Regions from separate parts of the Mus musculus genome. Here all the other regions are linked to region 1. Evidence: chromatin loops called from intact Hi-C (ENCODE). Cell type or tissue: heart. All regions are shown on one strand.

The links. Hi-C counts contacts between places; a loop is a spot of excess contacts. Peaks named below come from ENCODE experiments on the same cell type or tissue, not always from the same donor. Only the 100,000 strongest peaks of a DNase experiment are listed, where the experiment ranks them.
Region 2: it touches region 1 in a loop (1.8-fold over the local background); 4 of 42 quality-filtered maps call a loop at or near these places.
Region 3: a loop joins it to region 1, with 5 times the contacts of the local background. A loop is called at or near these places in 2 of 42 quality-filtered maps.

The regions. Positions count from the first base shown.
Region 1 is chr6:125,511,455-125,519,454 of GRCm38, reverse strand. No RefSeq gene overlaps it. Among named protein-coding and RNA genes, the nearest start is that of Cd9, 21 kb to the right of the region's middle. In heart, no CTCF peak of the experiment used is centred here; DNase peaks (open chromatin) are centred at 3,794 and 6,304; H3K27ac peaks cover 1,873 bases; H3K27me3 peaks cover 270 bases.
Region 2 is chr6:125,575,213-125,583,212 of GRCm38, reverse strand. All of the region lies in intron 6 of Vwf (Von Willebrand factor), which reads right to left. Among named protein-coding and RNA genes, the nearest start is that of Vwf, 26 kb to the right of the region's middle. In heart, no CTCF peak of the experiment used is centred here; a DNase peak (open chromatin) is centred at 4,732; H3K27ac peaks cover 452 bases.
Region 3 is chr6:125,252,566-125,260,565 of GRCm38, reverse strand. It overlaps Gm24175 (a long non-coding RNA gene), which reads left to right and starts at 2,641. Exons shown (of 3, transcript XR_869428.2): 1 at 2,641-2,893; 2 at 6,117-6,617; 3 at 7,260-7,392. LOC115486330 (a small nucleolar RNA gene) reads left to right here and starts at 2,389; the gene lies at 2,389-2,517. In heart, no CTCF peak of the experiment used is centred here; DNase peaks (open chromatin) are centred at 3,805 and 6,335.

The DNA of each region.
Region 1 (8,000 bases):
CGGGCACTTTTAGCATCCTTGTGTCTTTTTCAAACCTAGAGTCTCGGCAATTCAAGTAAACACTAAGAAACTCCTCCGAAGACCCCAGAGCACCGCTGGGCAGCTAGCACACCTCTTGCATCCAAATCTGTCTCTGGTCTTGATTTTCGCTTCTCTTATGGGGACTCCCAAAAACCTCAAATTCCACATCACTCAGCCCCCACATCACAATAGGCTCTAACCTTCCTACCACCTTCCCAATGGGTACAACTTTCAACTCACCAAGATACTCCTGCCTTTGCTTTTTACTATCCAACGAGTATTCCTCACCTTAATGACACAAATAATTATGTTAGCCCAAAAACTTTCAAAAAAAACAGGGAAGTTGGACCTCAAAGAGTCATCTGCTGAAACAGTGCCTTCTAGATGGTGAGTAAGAGAGACCTGAAGCAAGAGCCAATTGCTGACCTAGTCTCATCACTGGACTGAACATTCCCAACAAAACAGATGGAAAGAAAAACAAAAGACAGCTTTCCATTGCCCAAGATAGGATCCACACCACATTGTTCAGCAATACTGTTAATTCCTGTCATAACTTAAATGAAAAGTCACAATGTCTGGAGTCTTTGATGTCCTGAAGATGAAGGAAAAGGATGTTCTCTCATCCCTTGCAGCAGAAATCTACAGAGGCAACACCAACCTTGATTTCCAGATAGAGTCTCTACAGGAGGCAAAGTGACGTCATCTTCATCATAAATCCTAAAAGACCCTGAGAGAGACTGCCATCGGCAGCTCAAACCACTGCTGTTATTGAGACTCCTGCTGACGTCAGAGCTGCCAAATCATCCTGCACGCTGACCAGCTAGCTGAGCTGGAATTCCAGTGTTACTGGCCACTTCACTCCTGAACCTTCACTAACCAGATCCAAGCAGCCTTCAGGAGAGCCATACCTTTGGGTGGTGAATGATCCCAGGGCTGACCACCAGGTTTCATCTCAACCTGCCTCGGGGTTAGAGGGATATCTGATTATTGTACGTAGAAAACCTAATTGTTAGCAAAATATAGAAGCTTAAATAGATGTCAAATGCAATTAGGTGTGTCCTGAAGAGACTGCAGTTTGGGTGTGCCTCTCAAAGCCTCATAGGTAAGAATGCTAAAGAGTGGAAAGTCCCTGCCTATTTTAGCACACGAGGCTTGGGAGAGGTCTTGTGGTCTTTGCTCTATAACCCGAGGCAAAGCCAGCTGGATGGCCTTGAGCCGCCTCACCTTAAAGGTGAAACAATTAGGCTCCTACTGACTTAGCTTGGAGCCCCTCCAGCCCACCCCATATACACACATGCATACATACACACCATGACTCCTGTAACATGCTTCAGCCTACTAGGGGGATAGGGGAGACGCTAGAAACTTTAAAAAAAAATAGCAATTAGACTTTGACAGCTCTCTCCGTTTGATGTGGAAGAATCATCATGGAAGGAACTCTGGGTATGAGACAAAATTTTCTCTCTGGGCTGGCAGGACACAGGTAAAACGCTATTCTAGGAACAAGAGCCAAGGAGCCCTCTTGGGTTTGGAAGCACACAAGAGAACTGTAGACTAGTTTGGACCAGGCTGGCCTCAAACTCAGAAATCCACCTGCCTCTGCCTCCCAAGTGCTGGGATTAAAGGTGTGTACCACCACTGCCTGGCTGACACAATCTTAATCTATAACCACCTTTTGTTTTGTTTTGTTTGTTTTAAGATTTATCTTTATATTTTTAAATTATGTGTATATGTGTGTTGAGGAGGTCCTCTGCAAGTGTGAATGCAAATGCCCATGAGAGTCAGAAGAGGGAGCTGGGAATTTGAGTCACGGGCAGTTTCGAGCTGTGTAATGTGAGTGCTGAGAACCGAACTCGAGTCCTTTGCAAGAGCAGTATGCATTCTTAATGACTGGGCCATCTCTCCACTGGCCTTATGTTTAACAATCTGTCTTAGGGTTTTACTGCTGCGAACAGACACTATGACCAAGGCAACTCTTTATAAGGACAGCATTTAATTGGCACTGGCTTACAGGTTCAGAGGTTCAGTCCATTATCATCAAGACAGGAACACGGCAGCATCCAGACAGGCATGGTTGCAGGAGGAGCTGAGAGTCCTACATCTTCATCTGAAGGCTGCTAGTGGAAGACAGACTTCCAGATCAGGGTCTTATAGCCCACACCCATAGTGGCACACCTACTCCAATAGGACCACACCTTCTAATCGTGCCACTCCCTGTGTCGAGCATATACAAACCATCACACAATCTAAAGGTTCACACCCACAACAGCCACAGAGGATGGCTCTTCTAAAACAAGCACAAGCATGGCTTCCTGGTTCTCAGACCTTCTATGCTCACCCATTGGTGTAATCTTTACTCTTGCTTCCATCTTATAGTCCCGATTTTGTAACATTTGTGTCTTCTAAGCTATGTAACAACTTGAAACAAAACACCCTACAATGCAGGAATTCCAATCAACTCCTACCACTGAAAGCCAACGCTTCTCTTTAGCAGTAAATAGATGATCTTGTGGTTCCTCTTAAGCAGCCACTACACCCTCATCAACATGAACGTAGCTATAGAAGGTTAATTCATCATCACCCTCTTTGTCCACCACCACCCCAATTTTTAGGCCCAAGTCTCTCAGAGGATTGGGGACTGGTGAAAGTTACATCAAGATTAACATATGAAAGAAGCCAGTTGTCAGACAAACCCTGGAAGTCCTTACTCACTGGGCTCCAAACAGCAAACAGAGCATCCCTGAGAAAGCAGCCTTATTCGAACTGGGACAGATAGGAGCTATGTAGATGGCCTAAACATGGTCACTGATTTCCTGACCCAGTGCTTCTAAGAACAAGCTTTTCCCTCAGTTCACAGACCCAGCCCCATTCTCAGAAGTGCTTTCTTTTTCTTAACAAACTGTCTCTATTTCTATCTCTAACCAGGTGTCCCCTGCTGACCAAATGTTTTGCCCTCAGACACAGAGATCTGGTAACTTGAGTGGGTGGCCACAGACTCGACTCCTCACCTATAACACTAGGTTCAATTCCCAGGGCCAAAAAGAAAATCAAGAAGAATTTATTTCCTATACTTATATCTCAGAGTCTCCAGTCTGTGACACGGTGAGTGATTCAGTTGTTTCTGGGCCTCTGCTCTCTGAGGCAGAGCATTATGACAAATGTGGCGTGCTGGGTCAGAACTGCTCACCTCATGGTGGCCGGGGAGCAAAGAGGAAAGGGCAGAGGGCAAGATAAACACTACAAAGGCACACACACACACCACATGCTAGTGACCTACTTCCTCTGACCAGGCCCTACCCCCTAATAGTCCAGTTGGCTATTTATTAACCCATTGTCTTAGCTAGGGTTGCTGTGACGAAAACCCCATGACCAAAGAGCAAGTTGGAGAGGAAAGGGTTTATTTGGCATTCACTTCGAAATAACTGGAAGTTACTACATAACTGGAAGGAGTCGGGACAGGAACTCAAGGAGGGATTGACCTGGAGCAGGAGCTGATGCAGAGGCCATGGAGGAGTGCTGCTTACTGGCCTACTTGCTCATGGCTTGCTCAGCCTGCTTTCTTATATAACCCAGACCCACCAGGCCAGGGATGGCACCATCCACAATGGGTTGTCCCACCCCCACTGACCACTAACTGAGAAAATGGCTTACAGCTGGATCTCAAGGAGGCATTTCCTCAACGGAGGCTCCTCCTTTCTCTCTGATGACTCTAGCGTGTGTCCAGTTGACACGCCAAACCAACAAGTACAGCCATCAATCCACTTAGAAAGTTGGGTGCTCGTGACTCGGTCACCTCTCAAAAGCTGGCAGGCAGCCAAGCCTTGGAGAGACAAGTTTAGAATCAACCCTGATGAGAGTGCAAGCTGATGTCTGGTGTTGTACGGCTACTTCCTCTGCACTTCCTTCCTGGAGTCAAATCTTAGGACCCCAGGTCTTAAATATATATATATATATATATATATATAAATCAGGAAGCTCAGAAATTTGTGATTCGCAAGCTCAGAAGACTCACTGGTCTCTTCCCTCTGCCCCCTGCCCCGTCCCCCCACCTCCACCCCGCCCTGAGAGATGAACATGGAATGGTTTCTTTGGTCATTGTTGGTGCCCTATTTGAGGTGAACAGATGTTTGTTCAAACCTCCCTTAGGAGGGTAACCCAACAGTTGGGACAGGGAATTGTACCAGTGCCTCCCTCATTAGCCAAGCACAGGGACCCTCACTGGTCATCTTCCCATGGCCCTTTCACAACCCACCACCCTGGTACTCTCTGCTTCCACCGTATGCCTCCCATTCTCCACCCCTCCCTCCCTCTGCCAAGGTTTTCTCAGCTGGCACCTCCTCCATGCAGCCTTCTGCAAACCCTGCTGTCAGACTATCTCCTCTGCTCCCACAGCTGCCTCTGCAGGCCCCGGGAGAGCAGCCCAGGCCTTGTTCTCAGGCTCTCAGGCCTTTGCCTCCCTGTGCAGACTGTGAGCTCCCGGGGTCTGGAAATGAGCCTATCACTGACCCTAGTGTCTATTCTGCCTTTCCTGTCCCCATCCTCTTGCGGGTTCTGCCTCAGATGACACGGAAGCCTTTTTCCTTTATTACTAGAACCAGGGCCATGTTTGTGTTCAGTGGCCCTAAGGGAAAGGCTTTACCTCTGTCTCTTGTAGCTCCTGCCCTACAAAGGCAGACCCAGCCAGACTTTCTGTTTTCACCTCAGTCTAGAGAGGCCACAGGCTCTGTATTGCCTAGCTGTCACCATGACTATCCCTGCTTATTCTAAGCAACAAGCATTCTGTCAAAGCAACTCTGATAGAGATCAGAGGAAAGTGCCTCACTCCTCACTCCCTCCTATACATATGCATTTTTACAAATTCATATCAAGGTGGGGCTGGGGGAGCACCCAGGCCCGAGGATAGGGCATTGAACAAGCTTTGAAGATCCCTGGCTTTCAAGTCATCTCCACTCTGACAGCAGGGAAGAGAGAAAGCAAGGAGGCAGGACTGGCTAAGAACCGGGAAGGGTGGAACAGCCTCGGAGAGCCCTTAGAAGCCAGCTTGTCCTCGATTCTCCAGAAACCAGGGGGCTGGAGAGGGGTGCCAGCCAGCCACAGAGAGGCATTGTGTCTTTCTGGGGCTATGGTAACAAAGCACCACAGACTAGGTTGTTTAAAGAGAATTGTACTGTCTCCAGACTCTGGAGCCAAAGTCAGAGATCAAAGTGTGGGCAGGTAGGTATGGGCAGAGTGGTGTGGGCCGAATTGAACCCTCCTGTGGGCTCTGAGCGAGATGGGCCAGGCTCTTCTTTCCTAGCTGCTGATTCTTTCTTTGCTGGCAATCTCTGTGGTCCAGTCGATGAAAAGTCTCCAAACTCGTGAACCATCTCCGCGTATCTTTGTTGCCTCCTTATTTCCACTTTAGTAGGTTTATTAGCATTGTCGAACATACATAGCAGACTCAGGGTGTGGTGGAAACTCAGGCAAGAAGATCCTGCGTTTAGGCCTAGCTAGGGCTACATTTTGATACCATCTCAATAACAAAGTAAAGTAAAATACAAGGGAGATGGTGTCTGAGCAGCAGCATCTAGCACTCTGCTTCTGGTGTGTAGATACAATGTAACAGTCCATCACTTCTGCCACTAGTACTCTCCCTCCCATCCCTCTGCCCCAACCCCCCCCCCCATGAAGGACTGCAACCTTAAAAGAGAAAAGAAAAATTAAATTGACTCTTAGAAACCATTTTAACCATTTTTAACTCTACAGCAAAGCAACATTAAGGTTCACTACCGGGCTCCAGAATTTTTAGTCTGTCCCACCCTGAAACTCCATATCTGTGCATGAAACCTTGGCTTCTTGTTCTCCCATGTAATCTCCAGTCTCTAGTAACCACTGTTATTGCCTATCATTTGACTCTCTTCTAGGTCCCACTTAACTGGAATTGTCCAGTGCGTGTTCTTCTGTGGCGGGCTGGCACTCTTTTCTAGGCAAGTTCAATGTTTGTATAGGACAATAATCACATGAGACTAAAGCCCCACCCACTCCAGTGTGACCTCGCCTTAACAACCGGCTGCATCTGCACCAACATGATTTCCAACTGAGCCGGGCTTAGGTCCCTAATTATGAATACAGGGGACACAGCTCAACTTCCTAACAGCCTCACTTGTAGACAACATAAGGAAGGCTATATGAGTATGTTTTGTGTTGTTGACCATTAACACTACTACCTCCAAACTGACCCCTCTAGCAGGGGTTATTTCCTGACATTTTTTTCCAGCCCAGCTAACTCACTGCTCAGGAAGGGAAGGAGAGGAATTACTGGCAGATGGCCCAGAGCATTCTCTAAGTGAGCTCCGAGTCCCAGCCCTGAGACTTCAGTATGACCTGCCTGACTAACAGGCAGCCACTCTGTCCTCTAAGGGACACCAAGTACCAATCCACCCACCTACCAGGGCATAAGCTGCCTGGACCAGGAGGCTTCCTCTGCCCACTAAATACCATTTCCTATGTTCCACAAATAAAAATGAACACTGTGGTATTGGCCTGCTTCTAGCTAGGCCCTGGAGAAAAGGTCCAGCCTTTGCCCTGGGAAGTTTTGATGGAGGTAAAAGGAAAAATAAAATAAAAATGAAATCTACTCTGTAGATGGCAGTTGTGGGATCAAATCAGAAGGAAATGCATTGGAAGCTCTGGGCTGAGCAGAAAACCACAGAAAGGAAGGAACCAGCCATGCAGATACTGGGAGAGAAAGATCCTAACTGGGGCCATAGCACTCACTGTGGAAATAGAGTTCAGAGTGTGTTGGGGAAGGGGGACAGTGTACCAAACAAATAAATGATAACACCACAGACCCTAAGGAGGCTGGGTATCACCCTGAGAAATGGAGACCCAAGGAAGAATGAAGGGCCTGCCTAGCATGCTTCACGCCCTGGGCTCAGACGAATGAGAATGGAAAGCCTCTTGCCTCGAGAAAGCTTAATCCAGGACCAGTCCCCAGGAAGCAGTCTGCTGACTGACCGTGAAATCCAAGCTAACCAACCATACCTGGGCAAAGAAAGCGCTTTGCTGCCCAAGAGTGAGGATCTGAGTTCTGGTCTCAAGAACCCGCCTGAAGGATGGTAGCAAGCATCTCTGATCCCAGAACCCCTACAGTGAGCGGGACATAGAGAAGGTGATGCTCTGAAGGTTTGCAGGAGAGCCAGCCTGGCTTACAAGTCACCAGACAACAGAGGACCCTGTCTCAAGTATGGTAGATAAAAGGACCTATGAGGCCGTTCTCCGATGTCTCCGTGTCCACCATGGTATAAGCACCTGCTCACTCTCTTGTTCTCGCTCTCTCATTAAAAAAAAGAGAACAGAGTTGGCTTAGAGAAAGGTTAAGTGTGAAGAAATACATAGCTCTCGGCTTTCAGAACCATTTTCTCTACCAGGATTAGATTTAACATTTTCTATCCAAAGTGGGGCAAAGTTCATTGTTTGACTTTTCCTCTTTAATTTTAAGTTGAAAAGGAAACTGCAGTTATCTTTGGGTGAACCGCTTTGCCTCAGAAAACTGGCTATCTTGGGTTAACTCCATGCCATACATAGACAAGACAGAAGGCATGTTGTGTGTATGTGGGGGGAGTCTGAGCTCACATCTCCAAGGAACTGGACTCAAAGACCAAGAGTAAGCATGTCTCCCTCTTTCTACCTCTCCTTGTACCCTTTGGGCTGGTATTCCTGGGGCAGTTCCTCTGCCAGAAGGATGGTCAAGGGATAGGGACAGGGACAGAAAACACTAGAGTTTCGCTCTGTGTGTGTGTGTGTGTGTGTGTGTGTGTGTGTGTGTGTGTATGTGTGTGTGTGTGTGTGTGTGTGTGTGTGCTTGCGTGCGCGTGTGATGTAGGAGGGAAGAAATATGTACATACTAGTCATGCAAGTCACAGAGGCAAAATGGTGGCAGGAGAGATGTGGGCAGAGCCATATAAATATTGTGGGGTGAGCACATTCCTGTGGCTCAA
Region 2 (8,000 bases), 64 kb before region 1:
GGCGTTTCACCTTCTCCTGATCAGGGCTCCTTTCCTGGAGCATGGGATCACAACCCCACCCCCCACCCCCACCCCAGGAAGATTGTAACCTCTAATCACATAGCACAGAGTATGAGGTATCTAGGTGGGCCCGCCCAGAGGGTTTAGCCAATAAGCTTCCCTTCCCAGACATTTCTTCCTGCAAAAGGTATTTAATCTCTGGTCCACCCTGAGTAAGTCGAATGCACCCATTTTCCATAGTGAACAATAAATAAATGGTATGGACAAGCAAGGACTGTCTCTCTTATCAAGAACCACTGTGGGGAAAGCCTTCGCCATACAGAGCCACACTGCCTAAGTCTCCCACAGAAGGCCCCACAGAAGGCACTCCAGGACATGCTCACTGCCGAGCTAAGCCAGAGGATTTCCAGCTATGACTGGAAGCCTGGAAACTTGAGAGCCCCGCCTCTTCAGCTTCAGCTTCAGCCCGCCTCGGTTCTCACCCGGGCTGGGGTCCCCATCTTAGGCTGTGTGTTCTTTCACCCCTGAACAGTGCGTCAGCGCTCACTGCAAGCCAATTACTTGCACTCTGTGTTTTGTCTGCCCAAGTGGAGTTCCCACACCCCAGCAAGACAGAACACAGAACCTCAGAAACTGGCAGACACTTTCAACGGACACAGTATTTCCTTCAAAGAAAAAGAATATGTCTAGTCTTTCAGATTTGGGATAAGAATACACAAAGTAAAAAAAAAAAAAAAAAAAAAAAAGTACTAGGTCTTCCCAGTATGGTGGCACGTGCCTGTACGCCGAGCACTTGAGAGGATGAGACAGACAGGGAGTTGGAGGCCAGTCTCTGCTACATAGCACAATCTTGTGTCAAAAAACTAAATAGGGCTGAGGCAATGGCCCAGGGGGTTAAATACTTGCACAGCAAGCATAAGAACCTGAGCTTGAATCCCCAGAAACCACATATACCAGGAACAATAGCATGTGTCTGTGAGTCCAGGGCTGCTACAGCCAGATGGGAGGCAGGGCCAAGAAAAACCCAAAAACTTGCAGGCCAGTTGCCTCAGTGTGCACAGTGGCCAACAAGAAGGAGACCCTGCCCCAAATAAGCACAAGGCAAGTACTGACACCCGAGGTTACCCTTGACATCCACAAGTGAATGCACATGCACACATGCACATACATACACATACATACACACATGCACATACATACACATACATACATGCACATACACACACATGAACATACACACATGCACATACATACACACATACATGCACATCCACACACACATGAACATACATACACACATACATGCACATACATACACTGAACATACATATACATACATGCACATGCATACACATACATCTACACATACATATACACATGAACATACATACACATACATACATATATACAAAAAAATAAAATAAGGCTGGGGATGTCACTCAATGATAGAGCACATGCCTGGCATGCATGAGGCTCTGAGTGTAATGCCTAGTACTGTCAAAAATAAACATTAAGTTTTTTAAAGAATCCATACATGGTCTATGGGCTAATGAAACAAGCAGATGAAGGAGCACAGATAGCTGGTAAGCACTTTTTATAGTCTTCAGCATCCTCAGCCATCAGGGAAAAGCACACGGAAACGAAACTGAGATTCTTTCTTACCCCTTACCTCACACTGGCTGTCATCAAAATGAACAACAGTGCCGGTAAGGATATAGAGAAAGGGAATCCTTATGCAGTGCTGACAGGAGCATAAGTAACGCAGTGATTAAGGAAGTCGGTGTGAAGGGGGCTTTCCCAAAAAATGACAATAGAACTACTATATGACACAGCTGTGCCACTTCAAGTCATAAACCCAGTGGACTCTAGCCTACCATGGAAGTCCTTGCACATGCATGTGCACTGCTGAGCTCTTCGCAATAGCAAGGGAACGGAACTGGTCTAGATGTCCATGCACAGATGAGTGGATAATAAAAATGTGGTAATCACATAATAGAATTATACGGTAAAGAATTAGCTGTAAATCAGGAAATCCGATGGATCTGGAAAGAATTACACACACACACACACACACACACAAACACATATATGTGTGTGTATATATTTGTTTGTGTATATACACACACATATACATATGTGCATATGCTTCTGTAACGCTGGGGTCTTATGCTTTTCCTCTCCTTCCACTGCTGTCTAGTAAAAAAAAAAAAGAAAAACCCTGGCTTAAGAGAAATGAGCTGGACTCTCTCTCATACTTGAATCTCCTTAAGCAAGGTATCAAGGAAGAGTCATAAGCCTGAGAAGCAATGCGTTCTCTTTCTTTGTTCTGTGTTTGTCTGTCTTTCTGTTTGTTTGAATGTCCATTCTAGACAGAGTTTCTCTGTGTAGCACTGGCTGTCCCAAAACACACTCTGTAGACCAGGCCAGCTTCGAAGTCAGAGATCTGTGTGCCTCTACCTCCCAAGTGCTGGGATTAAATATGTGTGCCACCACCACCTGGCAAATTCTATTATTTCTTTAATTGATTAATGTTTTAAAAGTCCCTGTTTTAATGCCCAATATGTTAAATTGGGCAAGAACTATAACAGGAATAAACAAATTGGAGCCTCAGTTAATTGTTCAGGGTTAAAAGGATTCCTGACACTGAGCAGCCTGAGGGACCCCGGACAAACGTGCGATAGCCAGGCTTGAGGCTGGGCTGTGCTCTGAAGTTGGTCACTTGTCACCAAGCCACTGGTCAGAGTGAGTCAGGGATGCCGTGGTCACAGATTCAACCAAAACTTTAAAATATCTGGGCAGATGATTACATACAAACTGAACATGTACCCACCTTTTGTTCCTTTTTGTTATTCCCTCAATATAGTCTGAGAATTATCTACATACCATTTACCATGAATTGGGTATAATAATCTGCAATCATTTAAAGCATATGAGAGGAGCTAGCTCAGTGGGTAGGGCACCTGCTGCACAAAACTGATGACCTGAGTTTGATTCCCAGGACCCACATTAAGGTGGAAGAAGAAAACTGACTCCTCAAGTGTCCTTAGACCTCCACATGTGCCCTGTGGTACATGACCCACACATAGACATCACATGACCCACACAGAGATATCACATGACCAACACATAGATATCATATGACCAACACACAGACATCACATGACCCACACATAGATATCACATGATCCACACATAGGCATCACACGACCAACACATAGATATCACATGACCAATACATAGACATCACATGGCCCACACACACAGACATCATTCTTCTCACTCTTCTCTCTCTCTCTCTCTCTTTCTCTCACCGTGTGTGTGTGTGTGTGTGTGTGTGTGTGTGTGTGTGTGTTATACACAAAAACAACAACAGGGGCTGGAGAAATGGCTCCACAGTTATGAACACTCACTGCACTTGCAGAAGGCCTTAGATCAGTTCCCAGCACCCACATGATAACTTACGACCACCTGTAATTCCAGTTCCAGGAGACCCAATGTCCTCGCTAGGTCTCTAAGGCTACTACACACACACACATACAATTTAAAAACAAATAATACATGCAATCATCTTTTTAAAGTAACACAGTAATTTCTAAATAAAATTAAGTAGACAGGAGGATATGGACAGGCCGTAACTAGTGGGCTTGCCATTTTATATAAGAGACCTGGGCATCGAAGTTTAGATGACAGTATAGCAAACATGGGGTTCTAGAAGCATGGATGGGCTAGAAGGCCAACTCTATCATGTTTAAAGCACATGACCTAAAGAAAAATTTTTTAAGAAAGCATTCTTTTTTAAAGACGTATTTATTTATTTTATGTGAGTACACTGTAGCTGTCCTCAGACACACCAGAAGAAGCCATTGGATCCCATTACAGATGGCTGTGAGCCACCTTGTGGTTGCTGGGAATTGAACTCAGGACCTCTGGAAGAGCAGTCAGTGCTCTTAACCGCTGAGCCATCTCTCCAGCCCAACCTAAAGAAACGTATCTCTGTTTTCCACGCTTCTCAGCTATAGGAAAAGACTCAGCACAGCCCAGTGTCTTCTCCCCCTTCTTAGTCGTGACTCAACTTCCAGCTTCCACTTGGGCATGGCGACTGGGAATGAAGATTCCATGTTCTGCCTGTCTGAGGCCAGGAGCAGCCACAGCACTTGGCTGTCCCGGCCCAGGAAGACAGGAGAAGGAAGATTCACTACACCTCCAGCGCGGTCCTCTGATGGAGCTTCCTGTCTTGTCTCTTCTCCTTCCACTGCTGGCATGTCACTGTGGTGCCAGGTGTTTGCATGGCCTCTTAGACTGTAAGCTACAAGTTCCATCCTGACGGCAACAGAGAATCAGACAGGACCACCCTAGACTCTACCAGCACGGGGGATTCTTGCCTAGCTCTGGGCATCCTGCCCTGAGCTGCCCTGAGAGAGAAACACACTAACTACAAGCCATGGTTGCCATGACTGTCTTGCCACTCTTGAGTGGATCTACATAGGTAGCAATCCTTGCTACAAAACAAATTAAATGAAGGCGTGGGGAGGCAGCCTGCAAGTGCTCCCCACCGCTACCACTCGCCTGCTGTCTGCACAGGCTTCACTTTGGCTCTCTGCTAAACCATTCTGGCAGGGACACAAAATGAAGGTCAGCTAATTTGCACTTCCAGCATCTCCTGGCTCCAGTGCCTGGCACCAGCTACTTCTGTCTTGTTTCATCTCCTGTCGGTGGTGTCGGAAGCTGGCAGAGAACTGCAGCCCTGACTCCATCAATCCACGACTTCACCCTCCTGCACAGGAGTACAGACCCAATTGTGGCCCATCCTAATCCCATTTTCAGTTCATCAGAAGAGGCCAGGCCTCTTCCCTGGGGATGTTAGGCCCCATCCAGGGAGGGGAGAGAAAGCAGGAGAATCTCCCCAGGGGGGTATGCCGGCAAGGCAGGATTAAAAGCAAGAGCCAGAGGTCTGCAGCTACGCAATTGTTTCTTCTCAAACAGCTGACAAAGGAGAAGAGGGGGGAAGGGAGGGGATGAACATTCCTAGGCCTGGAAAGAATAAAGAAAGGAGAGAAAAGTATAAGAAGCGCAAGTTGTTTGCTGGGCCCTGATATTTCCAGCTCCAGAGTAGGCGGCAGGAGGCCTCCTGTGGGCCCGCCCCTTGGAGGAGGTGTGGAGGCGCCTAGAAGCTGAACTGGTCTAAAGCAGTGGGTTCAAGAATTCACTCAGAGCCCGCCAGTGGTGGTGCATACTTTAATCCCAGCACTTGGGAGGCAGAGGCAGGTGGATTTCTGAGTTCGAGGCCAGCCTGGTCTACAAAGTGAGTTCCAGGACAGCCAGGGCTACACAGAGAAACCCTGTTTCGAAAAACAAAAACAAAGACAAAAACAAAAACCTCAGGGCAGAGGATAGTTCCCCAATCAGTCAGCCAGGGATGGATTCAGGGATGGATGGGGTAAAAGGAGATCACTGAGTCCACTTATAACCGCTGGCTGCTCTGGGGTTCTTATCCACATTCCAAGTTTCCGACTCATGGTCAAGATTCAGATCTCCATCCTGGCTCATACCAACCCCATCACAGGGATGGGGTTTGTGAAGGTTCCTCTTCTTAAGCTAGTGAGTATCATGAGTGAGACGCTCGTGATATGCAGGATGGCTATATAACCTAGTAGAAATGCCCGTGTCCACTAGGCGCTTTCTCACTCTGCCCCAGCCTCTTGGGAACATGAGTAGTTCTCAGAATCAGAGCAAGACTCTGGCAGCCAGACGAAGAGTCAGGCAGTGTCCACATAAGAAGCATAGCTCTAACCTCAGAGGGGATTTAAAAACGTTTATTCTGAAGCCAGCTATAAATGATCGTGGCTCTGGAACACAGATTCGAAATACTTCAAATTCCATGTTCCGATGTAGTTAACAGTTTCATCACACTGTTATTGTAGTAACCGAACAAAGAAAGCATACATTAAGGCACTATGCAAAGCCATTGGTGGAAACATCGTGTGGGCGGGTTAGAGCAGACTCTGCTTAGCCTTTTGGTTGGTGGAACCTGGTGATCTGCTAAGTGAATACATTCCAAAAGGGTCTATCTGTCAACCACAAGGATGTAAGAAGTGGACAAGAGATGGCTATTTAGAGAGCCAAAGATAACCCAAGATAAAGTGGAATCGGGCTCTGGAACTAAACCATTCCAAGCCCTCCATGATCACTGAGGTCCTAATCACCCCATCAGCCTTGCAGAAGGGCATTGGGAGGTGTGGCTTCCCTCTGGGGACTTTTGCCCACAGTATTATTCCCTGAGGTGCAGTTCAGAACTTACCCAAGCTCTTGAATAAACAGCCCAGCATGGACCGGTCTACATATCCTGCTCACAGCAAGAAAAATCACCAGCTCTGTGACAGCAATCAATCACCTGAGCTGCCTGTCACTTACCACCCATCAAGCAATTTGTCACCTACTGACCCCCAGGCACTGCTGTTCTCCTTCATGATGGGTTAAGTTCTCTTGTGTGCCCGGTCCTCAGATCTCTACCTTGTAAGCCTTACACAGTTTCAGCAGTGCCTGACCCATACAAAACATCTCAGTGTGTTCTGATGGGACCTATTCCATTCTTTGCCTACTCTTATCCTCCCTGGAAGAGGGCAAAGGAAAGGAAACATCTGAGAAACACCCATCCTTCAGTAGCCATGGAGAACTGCTTCTAGGACCCTCCTCTCATATCAGAATCTATGAATGCTGGGTCCCCCATTGGAACCCCACACATCTTCAAAATGCTTTAAACACCGTCTAAATTACTTATACTACTAGCTATGGTATAAGTGTAGGGAAATAGTTGTCACCACACATTGTTTAAGGAATGATAAGGAAAAAAACAGTGCGTTCAGAACAGGTAAGATTTTCCTACAATGGAGCCATGGATACAGGATAACTGCATTTTGTTACAGACCCTGGGGTTTGCTGTAATAGGGAGAAATTGATGCTAGGACTTTATCCAGCCCTCCTAAGGGTTTGCCCAAAAGGCAAAATGCCAGCCCACCCAAAGGAAATCTTTGAAACCTCATAGCAAATAAAGCAGGACCACCATAGGCCACCTCCATGGCTGTCACCATCACCATGGCCACTTAGCTCTTCTCTGGAGCTGCTCTTAAGTGGACAACATATTGAATGTAAAGGAAAGGGTTTTCTTATTTGAGTGTTCAGTAAAGGAGAGCCCGAAGGAGGGGGACACTGAGAGGCAACGCAGGAAAAGAACCCAGGTGAGGATAAGAAGGGGGTGAACCCAAGACTACTTCCTGGTCCTAGACATTCCTTGTATAAGTCCTCATTCCTTACTTAGCCTTTTGGTGAGTCGGGAAAGACTTGAGAAGTAGCTCGTGTTGCCAAAGGGAAATGTATGTAGATGCTTGTGTCCAAACCTTAACAATAAGGCTTGGGGAGCGGGTACCCTGTCTATAAACCCAACTCATGGTGCTGTCACTCAGCCACTAAGTGTAGACTTGTATCCTTGAGTTTGCTGGATTCCATGGGCCAAAGTCTTACAACTCGTTCTGAATTGGAACTGGAGAGATGGCTCAGTAGTTAAGAGCACTGGCTGCTCTTCCAAAGGACCCAGATCTAATTTCCCCATTCAGCACCCACATGATGGCTCACAACCATCTGTGACTCAAGTTCCAGAGGGATATGACAACCCTGCTGGCCTCCTTAGGCACCAGGCATGCACATAGCATAACAACATACATGCACGCATAACACCCATACATGTCAAATAAAAGTAAAAAAATAAATAAAAATTCAACAACTTTGAATCCCAGGCAGGCAGATGAATGGCTGTTCCAACTGCCAAGAGCCTACTGCAGACCAAACTACTTGATGAAATTACCCTCCCACGCACACCTGCCGGCTCCCCATCTAGATAGAGCAAGAAGTGACAGGTCCGCCCATGCAAATAAACAATTGTGTAATCAGGACATGAAGAGCAAACTGCTCTGTCCCCAACAGGATGGATACTTTGTGTGCTTCTC
Region 3 (8,000 bases), 260 kb after region 1:
GGTGTTTTTCAAGTTGTTACACAGCTTATAAGACACGAATCAGCAGTGGTGACTCTACCTAGCAGAGACAGCCAGGCCTCAGCCTTGGCTCCAGTCAGCAGGAGGGACCAGCAGGAACACCAGGAGAAGTTCTCCACTGTGCCTCTCTCAGGGAAGTGAAGATCAGAGAAGACTCGAGACCCACAAGCGATGCACAGCTAGCTGTACTAGCAAGCCAAGCTCCGCCCCGGCACCGTCCATCAACTCCTATTTATACTTTCTGTAAACATCATGTGTCCTCCACGGGTCTTGCCTCAACACTTGTCTTGTCTCAGCACTGGTACATCATCTGTCTTAGCTGGCATCATTCTGTCAATCAGCCTACGTCTGCAGAAGCATCCAGAAACTATAACACACCACACCAGAAATTTCTTGGTGTGTTCTCTTTATGGTACCCCGACAAATGCAGCTCAACTATGCAAAAGTAAGGGGGACCAATACATGTCATCACATGTGCTTTCATGTGCTTGCTTTAGCAGAACATCCTCTCTCCTGTGTCTGCTTCAATGAAACGTTCCTTCACGAGACTAGAGCCCTTAAGTTTCCTATTCACATGCTTGTGCTCGCTTTAGAAGAGCCATCCTCTGTGGCTGTTCTGGGTGTGAATCTTTTGATTGTTAAACATAAGGTCAGTGGAGACAAGACTCAGTCATTAAGAATGCATACTGCTGGGGCTGGTGAGATGGCTCAGTGGGTAGGAGCACCCGACTGCTCTTCTGAAGGTCCGGAGTTCAAATCCCAGCAACCACATGGTGGCTCACAACCATCTGTATCAAGATCTGACTCCCTCTTCTGGACAGCTACAGTGTACTTACATATAATAAATAAATAAATCTTAAAAAAAAAAAAAAAAGAATGCATACTGCTCTTACAAAGGACAGGGGTGGGGGTGGGGGGAGGTGGGGGTGGGGGTGTGTGTGTTGGGGGTTGGGGTGTGTTTCGGTTCTTAGCCCTCACATTACACAGCTCAAACTCCCTCTTCTGACTCTGATGGGCATTGCATTCACACTTGCAGAGGACCTCCTCAATACACATATACACATAATTTAAAAATATAAAGATAAATCTTAAAACTAAAAAAAAAAGGTGGTTATAGATTAAGGCTGAATAAGGTTGGTGCATGCCTTTAATCCCAGCACTTGGGAGGCAAAGGCAGGCAGATTTCTGAGTTCAAGGCCAGCCTGGTCTACAAAGTGAGTTCCAGGACAGCCTGGGCTACACAGGGAATCCCTGTCTGGAATAAACCAAGGGTTGGGGAGGTGGGGAGTGCGGTGGCAGGGAGCACAGTAGAAAAGGTGCCACCCATTGAAGCTCCGACTCTTGAAAATTCAATTTGCACACTGAAAGCCTAAACTAAGAATGCAACTGAAGGGCTTCCCCATGGAAAACCAACCCATCAGAGAAATGTTCCACAGGATCAGCACACAGAAGCTGACACAACAGTGGTCCAGTGAAGCCAGGCCACCCCTTGAGCTGGCAAAAGAACTCAGCACTGACCTCTGCGTGGTACTGTTTGGCAGGCATGGAACCTGCCAAGGTGAAGGGACCGTAGAGGCTTGCAGCAAAGTTCCAGAGAGCCACTATGTGTCAAGCAGTATGTGTCCAGAACTGGAGCTCCAGCAAGGAGCCCCTAAGAGGCCATCAGGAGAGACTGAGGGTGAAGCCCACGCTGCAGTGGGGACCCCCAGGATGTGGTATATGCCAGCGCGGTGAGACATCTGCTGATGAACGAGTTTTGAAGGGCAGAGGCCCAGCTCTGGGAACCTTCACATTCTGGACCTGGCTACCTGCTCAGTGGGCCAATCAAACAGGCGCATCATATGGAAAGCGCGAATACAGGCTATTTACTCGGTGTGGGCACTGGGAGGAACAAAGAGGCCGGGGGACTCCTCAAGTCCATCTTGGCAGCCCTGAGGGACAAATAGGTTTACGTCTTTTTAAATGGTACTTGTTTATCACACACACACACACACATCACAGAGTTCATGTAAAAGTTAGAGGACATCTTACTGGAAGGGGCTGGTTTTCCTCTCCTACCATGGGGATCCCCAGTATCCATCTCAAATTGTTGGCCTTGGTAGAAAGCATCTTTAGCCATTCTTGCTGGACCTGTTTTTTATTTTATTTTATTTTATTTTATTGAGGTTTAATTTAAATGGAGAGCAGAAGCAGTTAAGTGCCCTTCACTGCTGAGCTGGTCTCTGCAGTCCTAAAGTGGCCATTTAAAAGACTTTAACCCACAGAGACACATAAATGAACCTTGACCTTGTTCTCTAAGTAGTCAAAGTCCTGAAAAGAAAAGCAGCAGAAAGAAAGCATAAGCAATTATCTTAGTAAAGCATAGAGCCTTGGTAATTTAAAACGTACATTCATTTCCCCGTGGGGACCCAGTGTGCAATGTTTGCTAACAGTTGCCTTTTTGTAGCGCATGCAGCCTGTTGCCTGTATGGATTGCCCTAAGAGACCTTGGAGACAGTTTTCAGGCAGTCGCAATTTTCTGATCTCAATGCTGCCCCGACCCAGGCTCCAGCTAGGGATGTGTGGCGCCTTTGCGAAGCCCCAGGGAACAGTAACCAGGGTTCTCACTGGCATCTGCACCAAGCTGCAGAATACGGAACATGTGACTGAGGCTCCTGGGAGAGTTCAAGCTCCCAGGCCGCCCGAAGACCCACATCTCAAAGAAGCAGGCTTCACTAGGTTTCACGCGGGTGAATGTTAAGACATGGTCTCTGAGAAGCAGCTCATCTCTAATGGCTGTGGGGTCAAATACATCCCCCATTCGTGGTCTCCTAGACAAGAGTCAGGCCCTGCATTCCTGATGTTCCACGTGTTCTCCTGAACCCTGCCAAATCACGTGAGTAATAAGTCTCAAATCCAGCCTGAAAACAAATGTACATACACCATATATGTTACGAATTACCCCATTAGCAAAGTTAGTCATCTGAACTCTGACAAAAGTATATGGATATTTCATGTGGACAAAGCAGAGAAATGTTGCAGAGTTTTCTCTGTCCAATCACATTAGGGCAGTGGGAGGCTTGTGATTGGACAGGAGGAGGGAGGTGGAGCGAGGAGTTGAGACAGAGAGGTCAGAGGAGAGGGAGAACCAGAAAGGAGGCTGTCTTAGGTGTTATCAAAAGATTAGAATAATTGTGTTAGAGCTTTATCAGTATCATTTGTCTCTGAAATTATTGTACTGGCATCTTGTAAATTGTGTTATTATTGATACATAAATCTGATTGGCTAATTAATCATTAAGAGTCTTGATTCTACCGAGTAGTTAGGTAGATGGTTAACCAGGGTTGAGTGGGGTGTTTCGTGAAAGTGAGAGGAACTCAGGGGTCCCATTGGAGAGGTGGCCTGGTGGGAGCCATGTGACCTAGCAGAGCTGTCGAGTTGGCGGTCCAAGAGACCTAGTGAGTGAGATCTCCTAGTGCAGGGGCTAGCTCTAGATATTTCCTGCAACAGAGAAATCCTTCAGAAGTATCTCTCCACACAGGTGACAGGCCAGTCATCTTTTAAATGTTGGTCTCAAGCTTGCCCGGCTAGGACAACTTAGTCCTCTTTGAGTGAGAGCCACAGGCAGCCCCTGCCACCCCATGAGGCGCTGGGGTCTGTCCACCTTTCCAGCAACATTTCAGTTTTTTCTGTCTCTTTCTTTTGGAAGCTGCCAGAGCCTGAGTCGCTGCTCTCTGGTACTTTGGCTTCCTTGCTCTTTCTCTAACGCTCCCTGCCTGCCACGTGGCCACATGGTCACTGGTCTGTCACGTGGCTGTCTGCCTGTCTGCCACTGGCCAACCTCCATGCCAGTGTCACGCAGACCAAATGACTTTCCCTTCCCTCTCTTCCTTCTCCAGGCCACTGCCAGGATTTACTCTCTGCCCACTCTGGGGCTTTTCTTTTAAAGTCTTAATAAAATTATCCTTGAGCTTCAAAAAAATTTTTTTTATTAAAGATAGATATGAGCTATGCACCTTGAAAATCCTATAACAAGATATTCTTAGGCTCAGTTTCCAGGATTTAACAGCTGGGAGTGTCTGACTCTGCCACACCCTTCTCCACCCTGGTGACTGTGAATTACATCAGATTGAGTTGGACCGCCCACCAGCAAGGGGGAGACACAGTTTCCACCTGCATGGGACAGCAGTGCAGTGACCTCCTCACTCTGCTGTGCTCACTCTTGGTGGTTGGCTTTGCTGCTCGCCTTTTAAAAAAATAAGACATTACCTTGCCCAGTTACTTTGGTTTGGACATCTGTCACTAACTGTCTTCCAGTCAACATAGTCTGGCCTGACTGAGGTAATGTCCCAGCTAACCAGTTTGGGTTTTGGTTCTTTTCAGTCCCAAATTTACAGCTGACTATTAAATTTCTATATTTTCATTAGACTTCCCACACCCAAGGAAGCACTGTTCTTGTATGTTAGAACTCAGACCAGACACTACTCAGGTCTTGCCCATGTGTTTCCCAGCTCCCACATAGCGGCTTCTGCATACTAGCCCCAGGTTGACAGTCACCAAGCTGTCGGGGGTTACCTGTAACACGCCAAATCTGGTGGGCACACATTAACTAAATGGATCTCCTTTTTCCTACTTTCATAAATGCCTTTCTCAAATACAAAGCTCTCTCTCTTTCCCCTGGCTGCCCAGGAATCAGAGCCAGCCTGTTTATAGCTGTGAGCCATGGGTGAGTCACCAACCATGGGACATGGAACCTTCTCCCATCCCAAGAAAACTAAGGAAGGCCCTGTTCTTCCACCTGGGCTGGAGTACTCCTCAGAGTGCACAGGCACACACGTGCGCACGTGCCCCTGCCCCCACACCAGCCATCTGTCTGTCACTGGGGTTGAATTATCCTCAAAGCCTTTGCCATGCTGTCTCCTGTACCATTTACAAATCTTCTAACAAACCTCTTACCCAAACATCAACCTGCCTCAGCGTCCCCTTGAACCCCAAACCCAAGACTTTTCTCTATATGTCTTAATGTAGCCCCCAAACCACTCCTAAGCGTTTGGGTTCGAGAATGAATGCACCTCACACACATTTCAAATTAACTATGCCAAGAATAGTAGTTTTACAGTTCAGTGAGTTTGAAAATATTCAAGAGGCTGCAGAGATGAGAGGGACTACTGGTTATCGGGGTGCTCGCTCGTCTTTCAGTGGACCCAACTTCCGGGCCCTGCATCCATACAGGGTGCCACAAAACCACCTCCATCTTCAGCTTCAGGGAGTCCCAGTGCCTTCTTCTGAACTCCATGGTTGCCCACACACCCACAGCACAGACATACACACATGTACATGAATAAAAACAATTATTTTTAAAAACTCCAAACTGAAGTGACCAGAGGTTTGCAACGCAGTTGTTTTCAGAAATACTAGGAGCAATTTAATGTTTGCCCCAATGCAAATTAGTGAGCTCTCCTACCTTTAGAAAAGATAAGTCCACTAGAATTCTCCCTGGGCAGCATCAGCTGATATAGACGTATTGTTTCCCATGGTTACAGAAACACAATAGAGAGCACAACACCCTTGTTTCTTTGTCTCAAGTGGTTCAACAGAATCCCAAGGGTTCAACAGAGTAGAGCCCCAAAATATCAACACATTTCAATATTCCCTGTAGTGTGGTAGTAATGTTTTGTGCTGGAATAGCTCAAGAGGACTCCTAATTTGCTCAAAAGAGCTGCCAAATTAACAAGACCATTATACACAGAACACAGTAGCCCAAAGATCTCTGCAAGACCTCAGTGACACGGAATTCCTAAAGACAAAACAGAGGCTGGAATGGTACCAAAACAAAGAAACAAACAAAAAGAAAGCAAAACCAAATAGCTCGAAGGGGACCCCAAACTATAAGAAGACAGACACCTGAGGGGCACCCACCATGGAGTAGCTTACTAAAGGTCAGACTTTCTCAAGCATACAAAACAAAGTCCAAACATCTTCTTCTCTGCTTTACCAAAATGGGGGTGGGGGATGGTGTGCCTGAGAGGGGATAAAGCGGGATGCTGGGTTGGACTGGTTAATGTTTCTTCTCCGTCTGGGGTCAGTGCCTAATGCTCACAATATGTCTTTACCCCCAGCCATGGCTTATCAGAGCCTGAGCCCTGGAAGCCCTAAAACCTGGGCTTGGCCATCCACCCTCCACAGGCCAATTAAACTCACAAGGAACAGTGAAAAGCAGAAAAGGGAAGTTGATTCAGCGAGGCCACATTAGGAAGAAGAGCAAAGAGTTCCAGCAACACCCACATCTATTTTTGGGGTCCTGATGTGAGGTTCAGACTTAACTAGAGAAGTCCCGGCCAAGATACTGTCCCATCCATCGCTGTCAAATCATTGTCTCCAATCTCTCCTGCAAGATGGTCTGACAAGTTCTCAGAATCATGTGAGATCGCTTTCCCCAAACCACGTTCCTCCTCTGCCTGGCACCAGACTTCAGTCTTCCTTCTTTGTTCGTATCAGGAAGATCACACAGCCACAAGGAGGGCTGGATCAAGAGAGAGGCTGTTTGTGTTCTGTGCAGCGCTGGGGACATCAGGGAGGCTACGCACGATGCTTGGAGCCCGGTGAACCCTTGATGGCAGGTATAGAGAGACATGGCTGGCACCACGCTGCTTCATGCTGAACTTTGGTTTGCTCTGGTCTGATCATTCCTCACTATGTCCCCATTCCTCCTTGTGAAGAGGAATATTCATTATGTGCTATTGTGTACTAAAAGCTTGTAACTTTTATTATTATTATTATTATTATTATTATTACATAGGAGAAACTCTAGACTTTTGAAAAGTGTTGGGACTCTTACAGACTATAGGGACGTTTAGTGACAGGTGGAATTCATCTTATAAAATGGCTTTGCGATTATAGGGACAAAAGATGGGAAGTTTTGGCTTACAAGTAATGCATCTGGGTGTCATAGTGTCAAGGGCTGGACTTGTAATGGCTGACACTGAACTTGACGAGGTCTAGAATCCCTTAGGGGCGAATCTCTGAACATGTTCATAAGAGAGTTTTTAGATTGGATTAACTGGGGTGGTTTGAATGAAAAATATCCCCCCCTAGGACTAGGTGTTAGAATACTCGGTCTCCAGTTGCAGGTGCTGTTTGCAGTGGATTAGGAGGTGTGGCCTTGGTAGAGGAAATATGTCACGGCTGGGGATGAGACAGGCTTTGATGTTTAAAAGCCACTCTCCCTTCCCAGTTCTCTCCTTACCCCCTTCTGATTGCAGTGAGGTGAGTCCTTGGTTCTCAGCTTTCAACTCTGGCTGCCAAGACTGCTGCCTGCTGCCATACTGTCTCCACCATTATGGACCCTAAACCTCTGGAACCATAAGCCTCAATAAATCCTTCCTTCTAAAAGTTCCCTTGGTCATGGTGTTTTACCACAGCAATAGAAAAGTAGCTGATACGAATAGGAAGACCTGCTCTAAATGTGGGCGGCACCATCCACAGAGTCCTGGTCTTAGTACTAGCGCAAAGCAAGAGGCGCACAGCACCTAGCTCCTGCTCTTCTTGACAGACCATGCAGTGGGGCTGGCCTCCTCTGCAGCCTCTATAAGCTCATCCCCTTGACCTGTACGCCCTTCCTCCCTTAAGTTGTTTTTGTTAAGTATTTGAACACGACAACGAAAAAAGTGACTCACAGACTGCATGAGCCAGCAATTCCTTTGGGCAGCCCCAAGAGAGTTAAAAACACATTCGCACAAAAACCTGTGCATGTTTCTGTTCCGTTCATAGCATTATGGGTTTGTTTGTTTTTTGTTTTTTTTTTTTTTTGGCAGTAAAAAAATTGAACATGGGGCCTTATGTATGCAGGATGTCAAGGCTCCTTCCTTACATATGCTAGCTGTCAAGGTTGGTTTTTGTGAACTTGACACAAACCTAGACATGCATGGAGAGAAGGAATCTCAACTGAAGACTCCCCTCCATTGGAGTGACCTGTAGGCGTGGCTGTGGGACATTTTCTTAAC